Regions from separate parts of the Homo sapiens genome. Here region 1 is linked to region 2. A link is a loop called in an ENCODE intact Hi-C map of the cell type or tissue named here. Cell type or tissue: CD4-positive, alpha-beta T cell. All regions are shown on one strand.

The links. A loop is a pair of places that touch in the nucleus more often than their neighbours do. Peaks named below come from ENCODE experiments on the same cell type or tissue, not always from the same donor. Only the 100,000 strongest peaks of a DNase experiment are listed, where the experiment ranks them.
Region 1: it touches region 2 in a loop (7-fold over the local background); 10 of 110 quality-filtered maps call a loop at or near these places.

What each region holds. Positions count from the first base shown.
Region 1 is chr13:29,076,793-29,084,792 of GRCh38, forward strand. The region is part of intron 4 of MTUS2 (microtubule associated scaffold protein 2); the gene reads left to right. Among named protein-coding and RNA genes, the nearest start is that of MTUS2-AS2, 170 kb to the right of the region's middle. In CD4-positive, alpha-beta T cell, no CTCF peak of the experiment used is centred here; a DNase peak (open chromatin) is centred at 4,439; H3K27ac peaks cover 1,058 bases.
Region 2 is chr13:29,359,100-29,367,099 of GRCh38, forward strand. MTUS2 (microtubule associated scaffold protein 2) reads left to right here. Exons shown (of 16, transcript NM_001033602.4): 8 at 163-374. Among named protein-coding and RNA genes, the nearest start is that of MTUS2-AS2, 110 kb to the left of the region's middle. RefSeq lists an enhancer at 3,818-4,037 and a silencer at 3,853-4,147. In CD4-positive, alpha-beta T cell, a CTCF peak has its summit at 4,113 (motif pointing left); a DNase peak (open chromatin) is centred at 4,082.

The sequences.
Region 1 (8,000 bases), 280 kb before region 2:
ACTGGAGAGCCACCATCTTGGAAGTTAGCTCCTGTGCACCTTGACCTATGTTCTATTTTTCCTTTTGGTGGAAAGGTGCTTTTGCAATTACAGTAAGAGTGGCATTAATGATAGCAGCAATAGCAATGCCTATCATTTGTTGGGTGTTTATTATATGTTAGGCAATATGATAAGCATTTTAGATGCAATTTCTTTTCTATCATTGTAATGAATAGATGGTTTTATCCTCATTTTTCATGTGAGAAAACTGAAATTCAAAGAGTTTGAGTCTTTCTTGAGATTATACACTTGCTAGTAATTATACAAAATGCAGATCTGTAATACAGTTCTGAAATGTGCCACTTCTCTTGCTTTGTTTAATTGTGTCTTTCTTTTCTCCTTTGGGAGAGCTGTAGCCCTAATACTACAGAGTTGTGTTTAAAGAGGTTTGTCCCAGTGTGAAGAAAGCTTGATAAAAAACAGCTGCTGTTTGTTTATGTTTCCAAGCAAGGTGAGAGAGGAAGAATTGCTTCTCAGCCATGTGAACAAAGCAAACCACCTCTCTAACAAAGTATCTGTGAAAGGAGAAACTGTAAAAACAACTAGGAAGAACTATGGTAAAATTAAAAAAAAAATGAGCCCAAACAATATATTGCCCTGTACATATAAATGTACCAGAGAAAAACTTCAAATATGAAATTATAAGGAAAACATGGCCCTTGAATAAAAACACTGAATCATTCTGCTTGATGTGTTTTGCTTTCATTTAGTTTTTTCTTCCCATAGCACTTACTCTCACCTCTATTCCGGTCCTGTTACCCACTTTATCTTAGGCTGTGGTTATCAGTGAGCCACAGTGCTCCAGCAGATTGTCAGCCCTGGTAGGGACTACTCCTTCTTTGTTTCTGAATTTTCCAGAACACCTTGTGAAGTGTCTTGACAATGGTAGGCATCTGTGAATGCGTATTGAATTGGATTAATATACATTTACTTTCTTAACTTCTTTACTGGTTGCCTGGAATGTCAAGAACGTTTGACAATGTTGGATGGATCTTTATCAATATAATAGTAAAACTTAAAACGCTATGATTTTAGTTGATTGAGATATTTTTGTAACATTACAGAGTCATTAAAAGGAGAATCAATACAAAAAGGGAAAATGGCAAAACAAACTTAATTCTTCAAGTTTCATCAAAATGAGAATATCTGGTTTTTTCAAAGGATTTATCTTTTAAAAGAAAAATGATATTATTTTGAAAGAACAACACATCTTTTAAAAGTTCAGCAGCAGCACAATCTTTTTTGTTGTTCGAATAGAAATTTTCATCTTTTTTTTGGGCAAAATCTTGTCAGAATATAATGATAAAAATGAAAGAAATGAGTCCACTTCAGCTTCTTTGCATGAGATTTGAATATTTGATCTTAGGTTTTTATTAAAAAATGTTTATTAGCTTCTGGATTTATTTAAATTAATTTCCCTATTAGGATTTTATTCATTTAGAAGAGTCTTTGATCTGCCATACAAAACATTTATTCCACCTGCATGAGAGGAGTGTTTTTGTAGAGGACATACAATAACAGACCAAGTTTTCTATCTGACACAGGCCCTTTGAAAGTGAAGATATTTATATAGATTGGGAAAACAGCCATAGCTCTGTCTTAATGTAAGCCTATTCCTGAGCTGAAGAACTTTTATTTACCATAACAGCTTTGTTGAGATATAATTCGTGTACTATATGCAATTCACAATTTAAAGGATACAATTTAGTGGTTTTTAGTATATTCACAGAATTATGCAAATATCACTGCAATTTTATAACATTTTCACAGTCCCAAAAAGAAAGAAATCTTGTATCCATTAGCAGCCACTCCCTCAAGCCCCAGTTCTGGGAAACCATTAAGCCATTTTGTCTCTATTTTGGGCATTTCGTGTAATGGAATCATATAATATGTGGCCTTTCAAACTTCATCCACATTTCAGCATGTATCAGTACTTCACTCCTTTTTATAGCTGAAAAATATTCCAGTGTATAGGTAATCCACTTTGTTTATCCATTCATCAGTTGAAGTATATTTGCATTCTTTCCAACTTTTGTCTCTTATGAATAATGTCAAATTTATGTGCAAGTTTTATGTAAACATATCTTTTCATTGGAATATACCTAGAAGGAGGATTGCTTGGTCACATTGCACCTCTGTATTTAATCTTCCAAGAAACTGCCAGGCTGTTTTCCAAAGTGGCTGCACTATTTTACATTCCCACCAGCTATATGTGGAGGGCTCCAGTTTCTCCATATCCTCACCAACACTTGTTATTGTCTGTCTTTTTAATTATAGCTGTCCTAATGAGTGTGTCATGGTATCTGATTATGGCATTGATTTGCACTTTTTCTGATGGCTGAAAATGCTGTGCATTTTGTCATGTGTTGCTGGCCAGTTAGTTGTACATGTTCTTGGGGGAGATACCTATTCAATTTATTTGCTAATTTTAAAATTTGGTTATTTTTCTTTTCATTGTTGTGTTGGAATAGGTATTTATACATGTTGGATATTAGACACTTATTTGCAAATATTTTATCCCATTCTTAGGGTTTTTTTCTCTTTTTTGATAGTGTCCTTTGAAGCACAAAAACTTTCAGTTTTGATGAAATTCAACTTACCTAAATTTTTCTTTTGTTACTTATGCTTTTCATGTCATAGCTAAGAAACCATTGGCTAATCTGGTGTCATCAAGATTTATACCTATTTTTCCCCAAGAGTTTTGTAGTTTTTTCACACACCTTGAAGCTTTTAATTCATTTTGAATTTTTAAAATATAGATGAATAGGGGTCTAGCTTTCTTTGGAATAAGTATATTTAACACCATTTGTTGAAAAACCTCTTCTTTATCCAATGAATGGTCTTGGCAACCTTGATGAAATTTAGTTCACCACAAATATTGGGTTTATTTCTGGAATGTTAATTCTGTTCTACTTAGCTATATGTCTATCTTTATGCTAGTACCACACTGTCTTGATTATTGTAGCTTTACACTAAGCTTTGAAATGGGGGAGTATGAGCCCTCCAACTTTGTTCTTATTTTTCAAGATTATTTTGGCTATTCTTTGTCTTTTGAATTTCTATATGAATTTTAGGATTAGCTTGTTAATTTCTGCAGATAAGCCATGTGGCATTTTACATAGGAATTGCATTGAATCGGTAGATCAATTTGGGGAGTATTGCCATCTTAACAATATTAAGACTTCCAATCCATGAACATGGGATGCTTTCTAATTATTTATGTATTCTTAAATTATTTCAACAATATTATATAGTTTTCAGAGTAAAAGATTTATACTTCTTTTGTTAAATTTATACCTGTTGTAGCTGCTCTGTGGACATAGGTGGATTCGTATCTCAATTTTGTTTGGATTCTCATTTAGTATTAGGAAAATATTTAGGTAATTTGAATTTGTAGTAAAGCAAAGTGGAATATTATAGAGTGGCCTTTTTATAAAGTAGTTTGGTATGAGTTAAAATTAATACAGAGGAAAAAAACCCCAAACTACTCTACTTTGGTTCTTACATTAATTGGAACTTTAGCAATGAGGTGATTCCATGGTGTATTAGGGTTATCCAGAGGGACAGAACTAATAGGATAGATGGATATATAAAGGGGAGTTTATTAAGGAGTATTGACTCACACTGTCACAAGGTGAGCTCCCACAATAGGCTGTCTGCAAGCTGAGGAGCAAGGAAGCCAGTCCATATCTCAAAGCTGAAGAACTTGGAGTCTGATGTTCGAGGGCAGGAAGCATCCAGCACAAATGTAGGCTTGGAGGCTAAGCCAGTCTGGTCTTTTCTTCTGTCTGCTTTTAATCTGGCTGCACTGGCAGCTGATGAGATTGTGCCCACCAAGATTGAGGGTGAGTCTGCCTTTCCCAGTCCACTGACTCAAATGTTAATCTCTCTCTCTCTCTTTTTCTTTTTTTGAGACAGAGTTTCACTGTTGTCACCCTGGCTAGAATGCAATGTCACAATCTCAGCTCACTGCAACCTCTGCCTCCTGGGTTCAAGTGATTCCCCTGCCTCAGCCTCCCAAGTAGCTGGGATTACAGGTGCCCACCACTATGCCTAGCTAATTTTTGTATTTTTAGTAGAGATGGGGTTTCACCATGTTGACCAGGGTGGTCTTGAACTCCTGACCTCTGGTGATCCTCCCATCTCAGCCTCTCAAAGTGCTGGATTACAGGCATGAGCCAACGCGCCTGGCCCCAGATGTTAATCTCCTTTGGCAATGCTTTATTACTGACATAAATAAAGCAGGGCAGTCCTCTCAAGCAGATTGAAAATGTCTTGAGAGAGCACTGAAAGGAGATTGGCTTGGAGTTTTTATTGAGGTTAGGGTATAGGGTGGGGCAAGGGTTTCTGTACATAAACAGGAACTTGCCTGGTTTGACTTTCCCACAAGCACCAGAGGAGGGAGCATCTAGGCTTTGTGATCAGTCCAGATGTGGGCCATAAGGGGAAATGAGAGCAGTGAGGCTGAAAAAGATGACAGCTTCAAACATCAAACACAGGAGTCTTACTATTACAATTCACCCTGATGTCTAACTGACGACTAAAACATACTATATATTATTTTATTGAATTTGAGCTTGTTTAGTAAGCCCTTATGGTGCTCTATGAGGCTTATAGCCTGAGGCCAATAAGGAAGACAAACATTCCATTGAATCCCTTGTTCAAGAGCCCAGCATTGTGTGTTCTGGGAAGCAAAACGTTTCTTGTACTATCAGTGTCTGGAACTCCAAAGTGTTAGGTTGGTGCAAAAGTAATTGCAGTTTTTACCATTCAAAGTAATGGCAAAAACTGCAATTACTTTTGCACCAACCTAATAGATAAGGAGTGTCTTGATGAGACCTTATATTGTGGCTTGGGCATGTGTAGAGATATGTGTGACTTTAATTTATATTTTGGGTATCTGTAGGGCGAGAGATTACCAGAGGTTTGGTTATTTTTGTTTTGTTTTGTTTTGTTTTGTTTTTGTTTTTGTTTTACCCCAAGTGTGGCAACCTTGAACGAGAAATTGTTGTGGTCTTTGACTAGACCAGAGTGTCAGACTACTGGCAATGACCCAAGAATATAAAAATATGCAGATGGAATCAACTTTTGGCCGGAGTATCCAGTGTTACACGACTGCCTGAAGTTTGTCCGATTGTGGTGACCCTTGGTTTCAGTTATGGACTGACTGTTTGTGTCTCCCTAAAATTCATATGTTGAAGTTCTAACCCCCAATGTGATAGGAGTTGAGGCTTCAGGAAGCAATTAGTTTTAGATGAGGTCATGAGGATGAAGCCCCCATGGTGGGAGTACAAGAAGAAACACTTGAGTTTCCTCTTCTGCTGTGTGAGGACACAGCAATAAAGCTGCCATCTGCAAGCTAGAAAGAGGGCCTTTACTGGAACCTGACCATGCTGGCACCCTGATATTGGACTTCTAGCCTGCAGCACTGTGAGAAATAAATGTCTGTTGTTTAAGCCACCCAGTCTGTGGCATTTTGTTATGACGGCCTGAGCTGACTAAGATAGGTCCCATCTTGTATCAGCAACATATTGATTAGGGGATGAAAAGTAGCAGCTCTCCAGTGAGCTCCGTCATGCCTGATGGTGATATTTTCATCTGTAAAATGTATGAACTCCCATTGCTGTTGATTAGTTGATTGCAAGTGGCTCCTTACATAGCCAAATCTTAAAGGGGTGACCTCCTCCAGCACTGTGGCATCAGGCAAAGGTCTGAGGAAAGGGGAGGCCCTCCTTTCATCCTCCTACAACTTGGCAAATAGAATATGCGAGAGGGCCCACGTTTGGCCCTGTCCTGTAGCAAAGAGGCCTCAATAGCTATGCCAAGCTTGCAGGGTGCCACTTGTATGACTCAAGGCATAATGGAGACCTGGGTATGGAGGGTCACGGGTTCAGAGAACAGAAGTTTCTCTTCTCAGGAGAGATCAGCACATGGCCAGAATTTGGTATTCTTATATTGTATACAGCAGGGCCAAGGGGGTTCAGTTTCTTGTATCAGAAGTCCAGGGGTAACTTATAGCCATTATAAGTGGTCTAGAGACTCCAGGAAGCATGAGAGGAGGTTACTAAAGCTTTTATAGTGAGGAGTCTCTGAGGGAACTAAAGGAAATGCATGTTGATTGCAGTTTGGACAGATTCTAGAGGCGGTTGTTGGAGGGAAGCCCATTGAAGATGGGCTTCAATAAAAATTTACAAAGGAAGGATATTTTGCTTCCTGAACCCAAAAAAGCCTAAAAGACCCTGGGCTTCCCTTACTATTTTTGGTGCTGATACAATCATTAGCTATTTCTTAAGAGTCAGGGGATGGAGTTCCCTGCAGTTTACCAGGTAATTTTCAGGAATTTAGCATGGTGGCAAGACGTTGTACTATGCACAAGGCAATGGCCCATTTCTCTTCTGTGAACTCCTTGGTGAGTTTTTATTTGTATGTCCTGAACGAGTGTGTCGAATGTCGAATGAATGCCTTCAGAAGAGAATGTCATCAATATAATGTCATGCCTGTACTCTTGGAGAAAGTTGAGTGCAGTTAAGACCTTCCCTGCAAAGGCTTGTGTATGATGGCAAGGCTGTTGGGGTACCCTGTGGGTGGCCACCAGCTAAAGATAGGTTGTATTCCTTTAGAGGTAAAGGAAAGTTTTGACTAAGAAGCTGTTGAAGTGGGAGCTGAATGGAACATATTAGCCAAATCTATAATAGCAAAATACGTTGCAGTTGCTGATTAGATGGAGTCAGTCAATTCAATAATATAATGTCTGGGGGCCTTACTGGGTAGCACTATGGCATTAAGGTTACATAATCCACTGTGTAGTGTCATTCATTCCAAATTTAAGAACAGGCCAAATTGAGTTCTTATATGAAGGAACAATGGAGGCATGTGATGGATTTCAGTACTTGTAAGTTTCTGTTTAAATTTACATTGAGCCATACTAACTGGTTTTACTAGGGGTATGGTCCATGGGGTCTCATTTTGCCAAGCCAATTTTGTATATGTCAAATTCTTAATTATATTTAAATGTATTGATCATTAGGCCAGAGTGTCCATGCTCACTATGGGATATTTTAGGACAATGAATGCTATGATACTGGAAAATTTAGACAATAATTCCTGCAGTTAAGGTGAAACATACTTATGTGCCCTCTATTTTTTGTTCAGTAACTCCCCTAAGATTATAGCATGTTAATCTGTAAATGAAAGACTTATAAATTAGATCTATATTATAGATTATAATTATAGGGGGTAATTTGTTTAAATTTAATGAGATCCCAGGAATAAATGTAGTTTGAGCCTCAGTGTTAAGGCCATGAAGATTTGCCTGTTGGTGCATTCAAATTGTGTTAAAGTTAATTCAGAACCTATGTTGCAGAAGTACAAAAGCCAGTTAGTGCCCTTTTAAATCTTACGTTGTATAAATTCTTTTAGTAAATTTTGGATTTCAAATTGGGTCCAACTGTGGGCCTCTGTTTCACTTTTTTGTTTCCTGTCTCATATCTGGTTGCTTTCTCCATCTCTTTCTTCTTCCCTCCACCCTCCTTAAAAAAAAAAACAAAACAACTGTTGTTGTTACTGAGCATTCTCTCTACTTTGCTTAGATTTATAAGTTCCATCCTCCAGAGAAGTTCAAATCAGTATTGTCAGGGTTAGGGGCTCCTCCATGCAATGGTCTCTTTCTCTTTTTCCTTTCCCCTCCCCTCCCCTCTCCCCCCCTTCTTTTCTTCTTTCCTTTTTTGATGGAACCTTGCTCTGTCGCCCAGGCTGGAGTGCAGTGATGCAATCTCAGCTCACTGCAACTTCTGCCTCCTGGGTTCAAGCGATTCTCCTGTTTCAGCCTCCCTAGGAGCTGGGACTGTAGGTGCATGACACCACACCCAGGTAATTTTTGTATTTTTAGTAGAGGTGGGGTTTCACCATGTTGGCCAGGCTGGTCTTGAACTCCTGACCTCAGGTGATCCACCCCCCCCCCT
Region 2 (8,000 bases):
TTAGTCCCTGACTGTTTTTTCTTTTCAATCCTTAAAAATGACAAACCGTGGGCAATTTCTTCTCTACCACTTGAAGAACTCCTTGTGTAATAAGAAGCCGTTGTCACATGTGTACTGAGTGTTTTTTCACAGGTGACCGGGGTTTGGTTTTCTTTCTCACAGGATACCCAAAGCAGAGGACTGCGGCAGCTCGAAATGGGTTTCCGCCCAAGCCGGACCCGCAGGCCCGTGAGGCTGAGCGGCAGCTGGTGCTGCGGCTGAAGGAGCGGTGTGAGCAGCAGACCAGACAGCTGGGCGTTGCGCAAGGGGAGCTGAAGAGGGCCATCTGCGGCTTTGATGCCCTCGCCGTGGCCACGCAGCATTTCTTTAGAAAGGTGAGGCCCCATTTCGTGAAGGTCCAAGGGCATTTTGGTTGGAGGAGAGTGTGGTGATGGTGACGGTTGTTTGTGTATGTTGCTGTTTTGGGTTTGAGTTTTGATCAGAGTGGAGTTTGGATTTTCAGGAGTTCAGGCAGAATCTCCTGAGGCATCCCATCATCTTTGGGGAGCCACGTTTATCCTTAGGTGTGAAAGAAATACGTCTGGGAAGGATCATTAATAATCTTCATTCCAAAATACGAAATTATGTAAAAAATGAAAGGAAAGGATATACAGGAACATTTTTGAAGGTGGGATCTTTGCAGGAAATGGAGCGTGTGGTAGTTTGCATTTTCGAGGGGAGATGGTCACTTTCCGACATTACTGCTCACATCACAACAAAGGGAGACAGGGCCCCAGTACCGTTCACGTCGGCTGTTGATGGGCAATGGAATGTGCTTGGCCTGGGACTCTTCTCAAGGCCATGCTCACAGTTCCCAGAGCAGCATGGGGTGAGGTTCGGATTCTCCTTGTGCCCTCAATTTTTCTGAAAATGCAGGGAGGTTGGTTTCTCCTCTGCAAATGTCTGGATCTGTGTGTGTATACTGAATCTGTTATTAACCATGGAGCAGATAAGCATCCCAGCCTTTCCCCAGGGAACAGAGGTGGGAGCCTAGTGTCCCACTGCATTTGTTCTCCACCTTGAAGTCACCAAGGTGTGCTTGGGGGAGAAAAAGCATAAACATAAGTGCACATTTTTGAGATGCACATATGGACCTCCTGGTATCTATACATGGGAGGAAGTAAAAGTGCTGTATAAATGCTCTCCAAATAAGAAAGTGAATTAACGAAATATCTGGTCAATTTGAAAAGAAAAGCAGAAGAATGTGAAGTGGCTCCATGTCCCCTGGCAGCTCCTTTTTGGCCTTTTATGACATCCTTCACCTTCCCCTCTACTCCAGTATAGAAGCCTGAGCTGCTCTTTTTTGTTGTTATTATTTTTGTTTGTTTAAAGCTTTCAACAGAAAGAGCCATTTATCAATCTGTTGTGGTATTAAATGACAAGATGAGTAGACAGCCCTGAAATTTCCATTTTACCAATAGTTTCAGCCTCCTCCCCAACCAGAATTTTAACCCCAGCAGAAAATGGCCAATGTGAATTTCATACCTTCCTTTCTGGTCTAGTCACGATGCATGACGTGATCTGGTAAGCTTGCATAAAGTAGCCGAACACCCCCCCCCCCCCGTAAGAATTAAAGTTACAAACACGTCTTCAAGGAGCCCAAGAGGCCTGACTGGCCATGGTCAAGATGAGCATTTTTGTAATTAGGGAAGGTGATTCGTCGTATTTCCCACTGACTGTCAAGTTGTACCTAAAGAGGAAAACAGGGCTGTTCCTTGAAGTTCAGTGACCCTGTTTTAGTCACACTGCCTGCTCTGGGACTCTGCCTTCCAGACATCATCCAAAGAGTCAGAACAAGCCCTTGATAAAGGTTTCATATGATGGACAAAGCAATAGATATTGATATAATATATTGATAATATGTTCCGTGTTTTAGAAGTTGGAACTTTTAGGCCCCACTTTTGGGATCATGGCAGGGGAGAGAGTAACTGCCAAAATTAGGGGTCAGTTCCCTGTAGTTATGCACTTCCATGTTCCAGGAAAATTCCTTGTTGGCCTGCAGACCAGGAGTTTTACTTCTCTGTAGCATGCATGTGGCTCTCAAACCAGAGACCAACAGCGGCTGGCAGGTGATTTGCAGGCATCTCCACTGGACCTCTCTGCTACTACAGCTACACTTGGCATGACATTTCAGCAAGATGGATGGTGGACATGAATTTCATTTTCTTTTCAGTAAATCACAACCAGTAACTCCAAATGGGCTTCAAAAATGACCGTGGCATTTCACCTCCCACACAATGTATTTTTTTCTCTGTCTTTCTGATCTCTACGCTATCTTTCTCTCCAGATAAATGCCAGAAGAAAAAACAGAAGATAAAATGTTTTTTTTTTAAAAAGTTAAAGTCCTAATTGAACATAATCAGTGGCTTTTATGCAGGCCGTCATGCATGCCATGTAGTTTAAGGTGATGGATTTGAGAATTTGCTAGTAATACTGAATTAGACCAGGAGGTGTGACATGGGGTGGAGAACCTGGGAAAATAGAGGCAAAGCAGCCCTGAAACCTTCAACAATGGAGCCCTTTGAAGTTACCAGGTCAGGAGAACCCAAGGTACCCCATGTCACCCTTGTGAGAAACCCATGCATTATTATTGTGAATGAGATCTTGTCTGAGCCAAGCATGCCAGCTTTGAGGAAGCATGACCTGTATAGCCTGAAAATGCATGATCTCTTTGTTCTACCAGTTAGAAGGCCCTGCCAGAATTCCATCCTGTAAGGAATGCACGTGTATCTTTTGTACACTGTAGCATATTTATCTGCACAGCATGCTCTGGTGGAGAGAGGACGCAGTGCTAACCCAGAGTCAGTTCCATCTCTGCCCCTATCCAGTGGTGAGACCTTGAGCAAGTTCCTGCCTCTGTGCACTTCGTCATCATCACTGTAGGAATAACATCCCTGTCCTTGTTCTCTTTCCCCCTGGCTGAGTCATTAACTTTGAATCTCAGTTTTCTCCATTTAAAATAGAATTCATAATAACTCTTCACAAAGTCATTGTGAGAATGTAGTGAATTAATGTGCAAAGATGCTTTATAGAGATGGGTCTCACTATGTTTTCTAGGCTGGTCTCAAACTCCTGGCCTCAAGTGATCCTCCTGCCTCAGCCTCCTAAAGCACTGTGATTACAGGCATGAGCCACCATGCCCAGCTGGCAAAGGCACTTTTTTAACAAATATTCAATCAAACATTCTTTTCTGAGTACAAAGAAATCTGTCAGGATCTACCTCAAGGATTTTACTCTCAAGTGGGAGAAGGTGAAAACACAGTCAAAGCCCTTGAAGAGCTTGGCCTGGAATGTACTTTAAAAATAATTTAAGAAAATAATTTTCAGTGGCCAGGCTCGAGCAGCCTGGCCAACATGGTGAAACCCCATCTCTACCAAAAATAAAAAAAATTAAAAAAATTAGCCGAGTGTGGTGGCACGTGCCTGTGATCCCAACTACTTGGGAGGCTGAGGCAGGAGTATTGCTTGAACCCAGGAGACGGAGGTTGCAGTGAACCGAGATTGCTCCACTGCACTCCAGCCTTGGTGACAGAGGGAGACTCCATCTCAAAATACATTTTTTAAAATGAAAATGAAAATAATTTTCTAGTATAGCTCTTCAGTTGCTGCTATATATTTTTACCTGAATATGCTGATGCCATTAATTTAAATATGTGTTGGAAGTAAGCCTCACCACTAGAGAAAAAGAATTAGAAGCCCAGATAAGAATCTCCCTTTTCTGCCCCATGCTTTATAGCTCCTGGCAGAGTAGCTGTGAAAGTTGTCAGCTCTAACACAGCCTCAGCCCAGCGTCCAGGGATTCTAAGATGCCACACTTAGGTGCCAACAGCAGCCTCACACTTGTGCTGGTTGCAGGCAGCTCTGCCCCTGCAGCAAGGTATGTTCCTCACCACGGGCCAAACAGATCTGCTGTATCCATGCTCCCAGACCCCCAAGTGGTGTAGTAATGAGTGTGACTCTCAGGGACGGACTCGCGCTCCTTAGGGTCAGGTTGAATGGTGTGATGGTGCTTTTGCTGTGTGGTTCCCCGTAATGCTACTCTTTAGCATCCCCTGGTGGCTCTCCCATGAAACAGTCCACAGGATGGTCCTCACCCTGCAGCATGGAGTTTTATACACATTACCTGAGGGTACATGGATTTTCATGTTACTTTTAATAAGATTTATTATACTTATTCAGTATTTTTCATATCTATTCTTGTCTTCTTTGTTAACTTTATGAATGTGATTGTAGATGATGGTTTTGAATTTTTTTACATGTTATTAAATAGTTTAGGCATAAAAGACCTCAAAATGAATATGTCAAGCATTTTTGGACTTTCTAAACTTACTAAAAAATTAATAATTCACCAACCTCCTTCTTCTCAGAGTGTGTATATATTTTAAGGCTTTTATTATTTTACCTTTTATCACAAAAAAAATTTAATATAGAATAGTGGAAAGAATAAAACCCAGATACCCCATAATCCATATTTAACATTTATTAACATTCTGCCATATTTGCTTTATCTGTGTCTTGTTGTTGTTAGTTAGGGGTATGTATATTTTTTATATATTTTGTATATTTGAACTTCAACCTTTCACCTTCAGTTCACATATATTAGTAGACAATCTTTAGCAACTCTGTCTCTACCATATGGGGTGGGTAGGTAGGGAGGATTCAAAAAAGTAAGAGGCAGAACTTTAACAATAGAGCTCTTATTTATTGACCATCTACTATGTCCTGGGCACTTAACAGGCATTATTTTAACCCTCACAACAACCATAGCTGTTGTAGATATCATCCTCATGTGATGCCTGGGGAAACTGAGGTTTGGGGAGATTGCATAGTCCTCTGAAGACAACATAATTAGAAAGTGATGGAGCCAAGATACAAATACAGGCCAGGCCACACCCAACACTCATGTTTTTCCACTATATTATGATGCTACTTCTCCCTCTCTTCACAATCATCAAGGTGCTTTTTATGTATTAAGGGGGGAAACGCACAATTGCAAAACAGGTGAAACAATAATCTAAAAGTTAAACACACAGAAAATGACCTAATGGTTTAAGCTGTTGCCATAAAAAAAATACTATGTGCTCAAGTGGAAGCCTCATCCTTGATAATGGGAAGGAGTCTTGGAAGAGCAGGATGGAGAGAGGAGCAGAATGTGGGGTGAGCAAAGAGGAAGGAAGAGCGTATTGGGACGAGAACACCCGATGCCTGCTGTCTGCAGAGTGCCCCCGCTCCCTGCATATCTTTAAGCCCTTGGTAAATTAGTTAATGACTTCTGAATAGAGATTTAGGCCCTGGGGAACTGTTTTTAAAAGTGCAGTGATTGCTCTAGCATGGATTGCAAACTCCTCATAGTGAAGCTGGCCCCAGCTCACCTTGAGTGCTCCATAACACCTGGTTGATTCATGGGTCAGGACAGGGTGTCTGTTAAAGGGCAGGAGAGAAGAGACAGCAGTAGAACCCCTTTGGAAAATAAAGGCTTGCTAGCTTTATCTGTTTAATGCATTCAGATTTTAAATTCAGGGATTCATCAGAATGAATGTTGCCCTTGAGCTAAAGCAGTAGAGAAGCTATTACGTCCACCAGCCAAAGGACTTCACATTTCAGAGATTTTCCCACTGAGTGGAGCTCTCAGAGCAGTAATTATACCTTATCAGAATTGAAAACATCAAGCTCTTTGTTGCTTCCTAAATCCAAAACATGGTCATTTAAACATAGTGTTTTGTGCCTCTCCCACTTATAAACGATGCTCTGCGATTATCTTCTCTTCCCTTAATTTTATCTTGAATAACCAAAGGCTTAAAGAAAATGTGAGCACTTAAGGTGGCATTTCTGACAGCTATTCAGCACATAACACAGTAGAGAGTGCTAGTGAAGTGGTAAATTCAAGGTAAATTAATGGTTCCTATGGTTGTTGTTCTGAAAGAATATTATGTGTCACAAAAATAAGTGCCCCCACAGTGCTTTGATAAAAGAACCATGAGCGTCTGTATGCTTTTACTCATAGGACTTCAGCTAAAGGAAGTTTTTAGCACAACCCCCAAACATCAAAATATTCCCAATATCAAGGGACAGAATCCTCCAGATATGCCAAGCAGCTCTTTGAAGTAATAAGAACCCTTGGCCTGTGGTGTCAGTTGTGCAAAACATCATGGTCAGTGGAAAATGAAACTCAGAATAGCGAAGTCTTCTCAACATTCATGGAAGATCCTTGATACTGAAGCCTGATAAAACCCACCTCTATTGATGATAATATACATTTCACAATAAGGTGCAATAAGATGAGAACAGATACCTGACCAAGGTGAAAACTAATTGCCCCATTCAGCTCATCTCACTTATGCTTTGTCATCAATACGTTTTTTTGTTTGGGTTTGTGTGTGTGTGTGTGTGTAATTAAATGTCACTTTTTTGAAGGCAGATAGGTGCCATGGGAGAAGAAAGGTGAATTTCAGCTGCTGCTTTGCAGAAGAGGCCTGAGGTTTTCCCCAGATCCTGGTGGGCAGTTGGTTAAACCTGGTCTGTAGTAAAAGTGCGTGCCTTTAAGATATTCTGGGATACAGAATTCAGCATAGCCTTCCTGTAGCCAGAGAGGCCACAGAGCAGATGAGGTATGGAATGTCACCTGGCCATCCCACTCAACCTTTCTAGACCCATGGCCTCTGGCAGATACCAATTCTTCACTTAAATGTCACTGGCGACTTATTTGAAAATAAATGCTGTAAACTCCCCTCCAACTAAACACAAGTCAAAGGAAAGACAATATTCAAAAATCATGACTCTCTAACAAGAGGAGATATGGTTTTCTCAGCCCCAGAACCTCTTCCCTGCGAGAGATGAGTTTATTCACTTTCCTAGACCTCAGTTTTTCTATAAAATGGAGTTACTAAGGGTCCAGTTTCAAGGACAAGACTATAATGAAGGGGCTGTCAGGCCCAGGCTCTGTGATTTAATTCAGTGCCTCTGACTCTGTGGGTTGTTCTATTAGTCCGTTTTCATACTGCTGACAAAGACATACTTGAGACTGGGCAATTTACAAAAGAAAGAGGTTTAATGAACTCACAGTTCCACGTGGCTGGGAAGGCCTCACAATCATGGCAGAAGGTGAAAGGCACATCTCACATGGCGGCAGAGAAGAGAAGAGAACTTGTGCAGGGAAACTCCCCTTTATAAAACCATCAGATCTTGTGAGACTTACTATCACAAGAATGGCATGGGAAAGACCCACCCCCATGATTCAGTTACCTCCCACCAGGTCCCTCCCATAACATGTGGGAATTGTGGAAGCTACAATTCAAGATGAGATTTGGGTGGGGACACAGCCAAACCATATCAAGCGTTATCATTTAAATACCAGAAAATCATCGCCCGCTAGCTCAGTTGGTAGAGCATGACACTTAAGCACCAGAAAGTGCTCTGCCCTTCCTCAGGGGGTAGAGTATGCCTATTGATCCCTGCGGCCCACTCTAAGCATACCTGGTATGGGACCATCACGGTTTTGAAAATATAAGTTAGATTATTCTCTTTGGGAAAAATCATTTAAATAACAAACCTTTGTGGAGCATCTGAATCATGAGTCTGTTTCTAGCATATTATTCCTTGGGGACACCACCAAGTGCAAAGAGAGACAGGGAGAGAGATAGCCCTCCAGTAGTTGCCTGTCAAGGCTGAGCCCTCTCCTTGGTTCCTTTGGCGTCTGGTTTCTAGCAGGAGTTAAGAGACCTGGTGGCTCTTGGAGTACCTTCTTATGTGGGCCTAAAACCAGCACCTCATCTCCTGTAGCAGTTTGTGATGTGAGCCTCCCTCCCTGTGTCTGCATCCCTCTGCCTCCTCCTTAATACACACACACTCTGAATCATCTCCAATTCCAAAGATAGGGAATGGTCCATCCTAATCATTCTGTCTATGGTCCATCCGCTTGGTAAATGGATGACTTGAAAACCACATCTCGGCCCCTGAGTTCC